Regions from separate parts of the Homo sapiens genome. Here region 1 is linked to region 2. Evidence: read pairs that join two places in POLR2A ChIA-PET (ENCODE). Cell type or tissue: GM12878. All regions are shown on one strand. Each heading gives the region's core, and the rest is flanking DNA. Links, peaks and the distances in the headings are about the cores only. Region 1 has its middle 5.3 kb from the start of SPPL2A. Region 2 overlaps USP8 (ubiquitin specific peptidase 8).

Region 1 (2,911 bases), core at 281-2,780, 330 kb after region 2:
GCTCCAACACGAATTAAACTGAAAGGAAAAATAGATGAATTCATAATTACAGTTAAAGATTTCAAGTAAAATCTTTTAATAATTGAAAGAACAAGTAGGCAGAAAATCAGCAGGGATACAGAAGACTTGATCAACACCATTGACCAACTTGACCTAATTGGCATTTATAGAACTCTCCACCCAACAACTACATAATTTTAAGGGTACACAGGACCTTTACCAAATAAACTATTTGGCCATAAAACACATCTTGATAAGTTTAAGAGGTTTTTTTTTCTGTTTTCTTTTTTTTTTTCGAGACGGAGTCTCGCTCTGTCACCCAGGCTGGAGTGCAGTGGCACAATCTTGGCTCACTGCAAGCTGCGCCTTCCGGGTTCACACCACTCTCCTGCCTCAGCCTTCCGAGTAGCTGGGACTACAGGCGCCTGCCACCACGCCCGGCTAATTTTTTGTATTTTTAGTAGAGATGGGGTTTCACCGTGTTAGCCAAGATGGTCTCAATCTCCTGAACTTGTGATCCGCCCGCCTCAACCTCCCAAAGTGCTGGGATTACAGGCGTGAGCCACCGCGCCTGGCCAAGTTTAAGAGGTTTTAAATCATACAAAGTATGTTCTTTGACCACAAGAGAATTGGAAATCAATAACAAAAAGATGTCTGGAAAATCCCTAGATAATTGGAAATAAGACATATGCGCTGAGTGCAGTGGCTCATGCCTGTATTCCTAGCACTTCGGGAGGCTGAGGTGGGTGGTGAAAGTGGGACCAAGTGACGCATCTACTGAAGAGTTTTGAATAAACTCTTGAGAGGAATGGGAGAACTGCTTGCCCAAACACAAATGTCTGTGCCATCAGACTGCAGATGCATTGTGACTGTAATCTCTTGAGAAAACTCCTAAGAGGACCCCTGTACTGTCTAGAAGACTATTTAGTTTCACTGATATTCATAATAAAGTCTATAATCATGTACTCTGGACCAACATCAGAGCATCACCTGAAAGCTTGTTAGAAATGCGTAATCATGCCAGGAATAGGTACAGTTCTGCTGGATCGGCTGGGCGCCATGGCTAACACCTATAATCCCAGCACTTTGGGAGGCAGAGACGGGCAGATCACCTGAGGGCAGGAGTTCAAGACAAGCCTGGCCAACATGGTGTAAACCCCATCTCTACTAAAAATACAAAAAATTAGCCGAGTGTGATGGCGGGCGCCTGTAAAACCAGCTACTCGAGAGGCTGAAGCAGGAGAATTGCTTGAATCTGGGAGGTAGAGGTTGCAGTGAGCTGAGATCTTGCCATTGCACTCCAACATGGGCGACAAAAAACAAACAAACAAACCCCTGCTGGATCAGAATCAGAATCTGCATTTTTTTTTTTTTTTTTTGAGACGGAGTTTCGCTCTTGTTGCCCAAGCTGGAGTGCAATGGCGCGATCTCGGGTCACTGCAACCTCCACCTCCCGGATTCAAGTGATTCTCCTGCTTCAGCCTCCCAAGTAGCAGCGATTACAAGTACAAGCCACCACGCCCGGCTAATCTTTTGTGTTTTTAGTAGAAACGGCGTTTCACCATGTTAAACAGGCTGGTCTCAAACTCTTGACCTCAGGTGATCGGTCCACCTTGGCCTCCCAAAGTGCTGGGATTACAGGCGTAAGCCACCACGCCTGGCCTTTTCTTTTTTTTTTTTTTTGAGACAGGGTCTCACTTTGTCACCCAGGCTGGAGTGTAGTGGCGCAATCTCGGCTCGCTGCAACCTCTGTCTCCCAGGTTCTAGCGATTCTCCTGCCCCAGCCTCCTGAGTAGCTGGAATTACAGGGGCACACCACCATGCCCAGCTAATTGTTGTATTTTTAGTAGTGTAACATTTCACCATGTTACCCAGGTTGGTCTTGAACTCCTGACCTCAGCTGATCCACCTGCCTTGAACTCCTGGGCTCAAGTAGTCCTCCTTTCTGGGCCTCCCAAAGTGCTGGGACTATAGGTGTGAGCCACCAGGCCTGGCTACAAATTCAATTTTTAAGATTATGACTGGGTCCGATGGCTCATGCCTGTAATCCCAACACTTTGGGAGGCCCAGATGGGAGGACTGCTTGAGCCCAGGATTTTAAGATCAGCCTGGGCAACATAGCAAGACCTTGTCTCTATTTAAAAATATATGAAAATCAGGCCAGTCCCGGTGGCTCACGCCTGTAATCCCAGCACTTTGGGAGGCCGAGGCGGGTGGATCACGAGGTCAGGAGATCGAGACCATCCTGGCCAACATGGTGAAACCCCATCTCTACTAAAAATACAAAAATTAGCTAGGCATGGTGGTGTGCGCCCATAATCCCAGCTACTCAGGAGGCTGAGGCAAGAGAATCGCTTGAACCCCGGAGGCAGGGGTTGCAGTGACCTGAGATCACACCACTGTGCTCCAGCCTGGGCAACAGAGAGAAACTCCATCTCAAAAAAAAAAAAAAAAAAAATGAGTGTGGCCGGGTGTGGTGGCTCACGCCAGTAATCCCAGCACTTTGGGAGGCCAAGGTGGGCAGATCACGAGGTCAGGGGTTCAAGGCCAGCCTGGCCAACATGGTGAAACCCTGTGTCCACTAAAAATACAAAAATTAGCTGGGCATGGTGGCACGCGCCTGTAATCCCAGCTACTCGGGAGGCTGAGGCAGAGAATTCTTGAACCTGGGAGGCAGAGTTTGCAGTGAGCCAAGATCGTGCCAGTGTACTCCAGACTGGGCGACAGAGGAAGACTCTGTCTCAAAACAAAAACAAAAACAAACCGAAAATTAGACGGGCATGGTAACATGCACCTGTAGTCTCAGCTACTCAGGAGGCTGAGGTGGGAGGATTTCTGGAGCCCAATAGCTTGAGGCTGCAGTAAGCCACTGTACTCCAACCTGGGCAACAGAGTGAGACCCTGTCTAAAG
Region 2 (2,911 bases), core at 302-2,801:
TGTTCTCTGGTGGTAGAATTGGCTTCTATTGTTTAAATTGACTTACTGAAATAACAAAATTTCGTTTGTTCTTTGATGATCTTTTTAAATTTTTTTAATTTATTTACTTTGAGAGAGTCTCGCCCTGTCACCCAGGCTGGAGTGCGGTGGCACATTCTCAGCTCACTGCAACCTCCACCTTTCGGGTTCAAGCGATTCTCCTGCCTCAGCCTCCTGAGTAGGTGGGATTACAGGCTCTTGCCACCATGCCTAGCTAATTTTTTTGTATCTTTAGTAGAGACGGAGTTTCACCATGTTGGCCCAGCTGGTATCGAACTCCTGACCTTGTGATCCGCCCCTCTCGTTCTCCCAAAGTGCTGGGATTACAGGCGTGATCCTGTGAGCCACTGTGCCTGGCCACTTATTTTTATTTTTAGAGGAGTGTGACTTTTGGTTGTTAAGGAATGACTTTAATATTTTACTTAATGGTGATAAATCATTGCTGGTATTTCTTCTCATTAGCAAAGTTATTCTAATAATAGTTACTAGGTTTTTTTTGTTTTTTGTTTTTTTAAAGACGGAGTCTCACTCTGTCGCCCAGACTGGAGTGCGGTAGCTCAATCTCGGCTCACTGCAACCTCTGCCTCCCAGGTTCAAGCGGTTCTCCTGCCTCAGCCTCCCGAGTAGCTGGGACTACAGGTGTGCACCACCACGTCCAGCTAATTTTTGTGTTTTTAGTAGAGATGGGCTTTCACCATATTGGCCAGGCTGGTCTTGAACTCCTGACCTCATGATCCGCCTGCCTCTGCCTTCCAAAGTGCTGGGATTCCAGGCTTGAGCCATCATGCCTGGCCAATTACTAGGTTTTAAATCTGTCTTTGAAGAGGGGGCCCCTTGCATTTGGAGGTTCATTCATCTGTCCACAATGGATGAATTAGTCCTGCCCTGGGAAAAATACTGTTTAATATTTTTGGCCATACTTATCTGCAGGTAAGAGACAGAGGCCTTCCTAAATTCAAACAAGTTTTTGCACGCTCTGTGAAATATGTTAAAGTGGAATTGCTTAAAACGCAGTGTAAGTGGTGCTCACTAAAGTAAATATTTTTGAAAGTCTTAAAATTTGGATAACTTTGGTAGTTTTGTTGTTTGCTGTTTTGTTTGTGTGGTAGGTTTTTTTTTTTTTTTTTTTTTTTAAGGTGACAGTCTTGTTCTGTCACCCAGGCTGGAGCGCGATGGCATGATTTTGGCTCACTGCAACCTCCACCTCCCAAGTTCAAGTGATTCTCCTGCTTCAGCCTCCCGAGTAGCTGGGATTACAGGCACCCGCCACCACGCCTGGCCTAATTTTTGTATTTTTAGTAGAGACAGGGTTTCACCGTGTTGGTCAGGCTGATCTCGAACTCCTGACCCTCGGTGATCCACCTACCTTGGCCTCCCAAAGTGCTGGGATTACAGGCATGAGCCACCATGCCCAACCAGTTTTTTTTTTTTAATGGTCTTGTTTACTTTTTGCTTTATTTTGGAAGTTAATAGTTATTTTTTTTCTATGACAAAATTGGGAATATTTTTGTAGCCGCCTTTTTTTTTCTCTTCTTGAGAAGGTAGTGAGTACATTTAAACAGATGAGATTTTTCCATTTCCAGAGTCTCTATTGCATTTCCAAAGGGAGTATGTAGGCAGAGAAGTCCAGGCTGAGACGCTCCCTGCAAAGGCTCAGGTAACTTAGGCCATTATTTCATATGATTCAGTAGTTCATTTCCTGTTTTTCAGTAAAAGGATCATTTTCATTTGCTCTGTCCAGAGGATCTCATCTGCTTCTGTCTTAGAACTGTTTTTTGTTTGTTCTGAGACAGAATCTCACTTCCGTCACCCAGGTTGGAGTGCGGTGGGCACAGTCATGGTTCACTGCAGCCTCGACTTCCTGGGCTCAGCTGATTCTCTCACCTCAGCCTCCAGAGTAGCTGGGAGTACAGACACGCACCACCACACCTGGCTAATTTTTTAATTTTTAGTGGAAACGAGGTCTTACCCTGTTGCCCAGGTTAGTCTTGAACTCCTGGGCTCAGGTGGTCTGCCTGCCTCGGCCTCCCAAAGTGCTGGGATTACAGGTGTGAGCCACCTTGCCCAGTTGCAGAACTGTTTTCTGTTTTTTGTTATATTTTTCTGTAGCCCAGCCTCTCTAGTGTACTTCAGCTATGTGAGGTGCTAAATTTACTAACAAGATATTTTCTATTTTTTACCCTTTAGATGAGGTAGGGACTGAATGTATGTCATTGAACTTCCTTAGAAACTTGTATTTTCACTCTTATTTTATACTAGAAAATGTTAGAGATTTAGGCTGGGCGCAATGGCTCACCCCTGTAATCCCAGCACTTTGGGAGGCTGAGGCAGGTGGATCACTTGCGGTCAGGAGTTTGAGACCAGCCTGGCCAACATGGTGAAACCCCATCTCTACTAAAAATACAAAAATTAGCAGGGTGTGGTGGTATGCATCTGTAGTTCCAGCTACTCGGGAGGCTGAGGCAGGGGAATCGCTTGAACCTGGGAGGCGGAGGTTGCAGTGAGCCGAGATCGCACCACTGCACTCCAGCCTGGGCGACAGAGCAAGAGTCTGTCTCAAAAAAAAAAAAAAAAAAAAAAAAGCCTGGGCACAGTGGCTCACGCCTGTAGTCCCAGCACTTTGGGAGGCAGAGGCAGGTGGATCACAAGGTCAGGAGTTCAAGACCAGCCTGGCCAACATGGTGAAACCCCATCTCTACTAAAAATACGTAAAAAAAAAATTAGCTAGGTGTGGTGGCAGGCGCCTGTAATCCCAGCTACTTGGAAGGCCGAGGCAGGCGAATTGCTTGAACCTGAGAGGTGGAGGTTGCAGTGAGCTGAGATTGCACCACTGCACTCCAGCCTGGGCAACAGAGCAAGACTCCGTCTCAAA

What was found. ChIA-PET counts read pairs that join two places held together with the same protein. Peaks named below come from ENCODE experiments on the same cell type or tissue, not always from the same donor. Only the 100,000 strongest peaks of a DNase experiment are listed, where the experiment ranks them.
Region 1: POLR2A ChIA-PET joins it to region 2 with 6 read pairs; 5 of 35 experiments call an interaction of 5 or more read pairs at or near these places.

Annotation. Positions count from the first base shown.
Region 1 is chr15:50,769,590-50,772,500 of GRCh38, forward strand. No RefSeq gene overlaps it. Among named protein-coding and RNA genes, the nearest start is that of SPPL2A, 5.3 kb to the left of the region's middle. In GM12878, for the core only: no CTCF peak of the experiment used is centred there; no DNase peak of the experiment used is centred there.
Region 2 is chr15:50,442,949-50,445,859 of GRCh38, forward strand. The region is part of intron 3 of USP8 (ubiquitin specific peptidase 8); the gene reads left to right. Among named protein-coding and RNA genes, the nearest start is that of USP8, 20 kb to the left of the region's middle. RefSeq lists enhancers at 1,889-1,978, 2,099-2,208. In GM12878, for the core only: no CTCF peak of the experiment used is centred there; a DNase peak (open chromatin) is centred at 1,863; H3K4me3 peaks cover 403 bases; H3K27ac peaks cover 1,399 bases.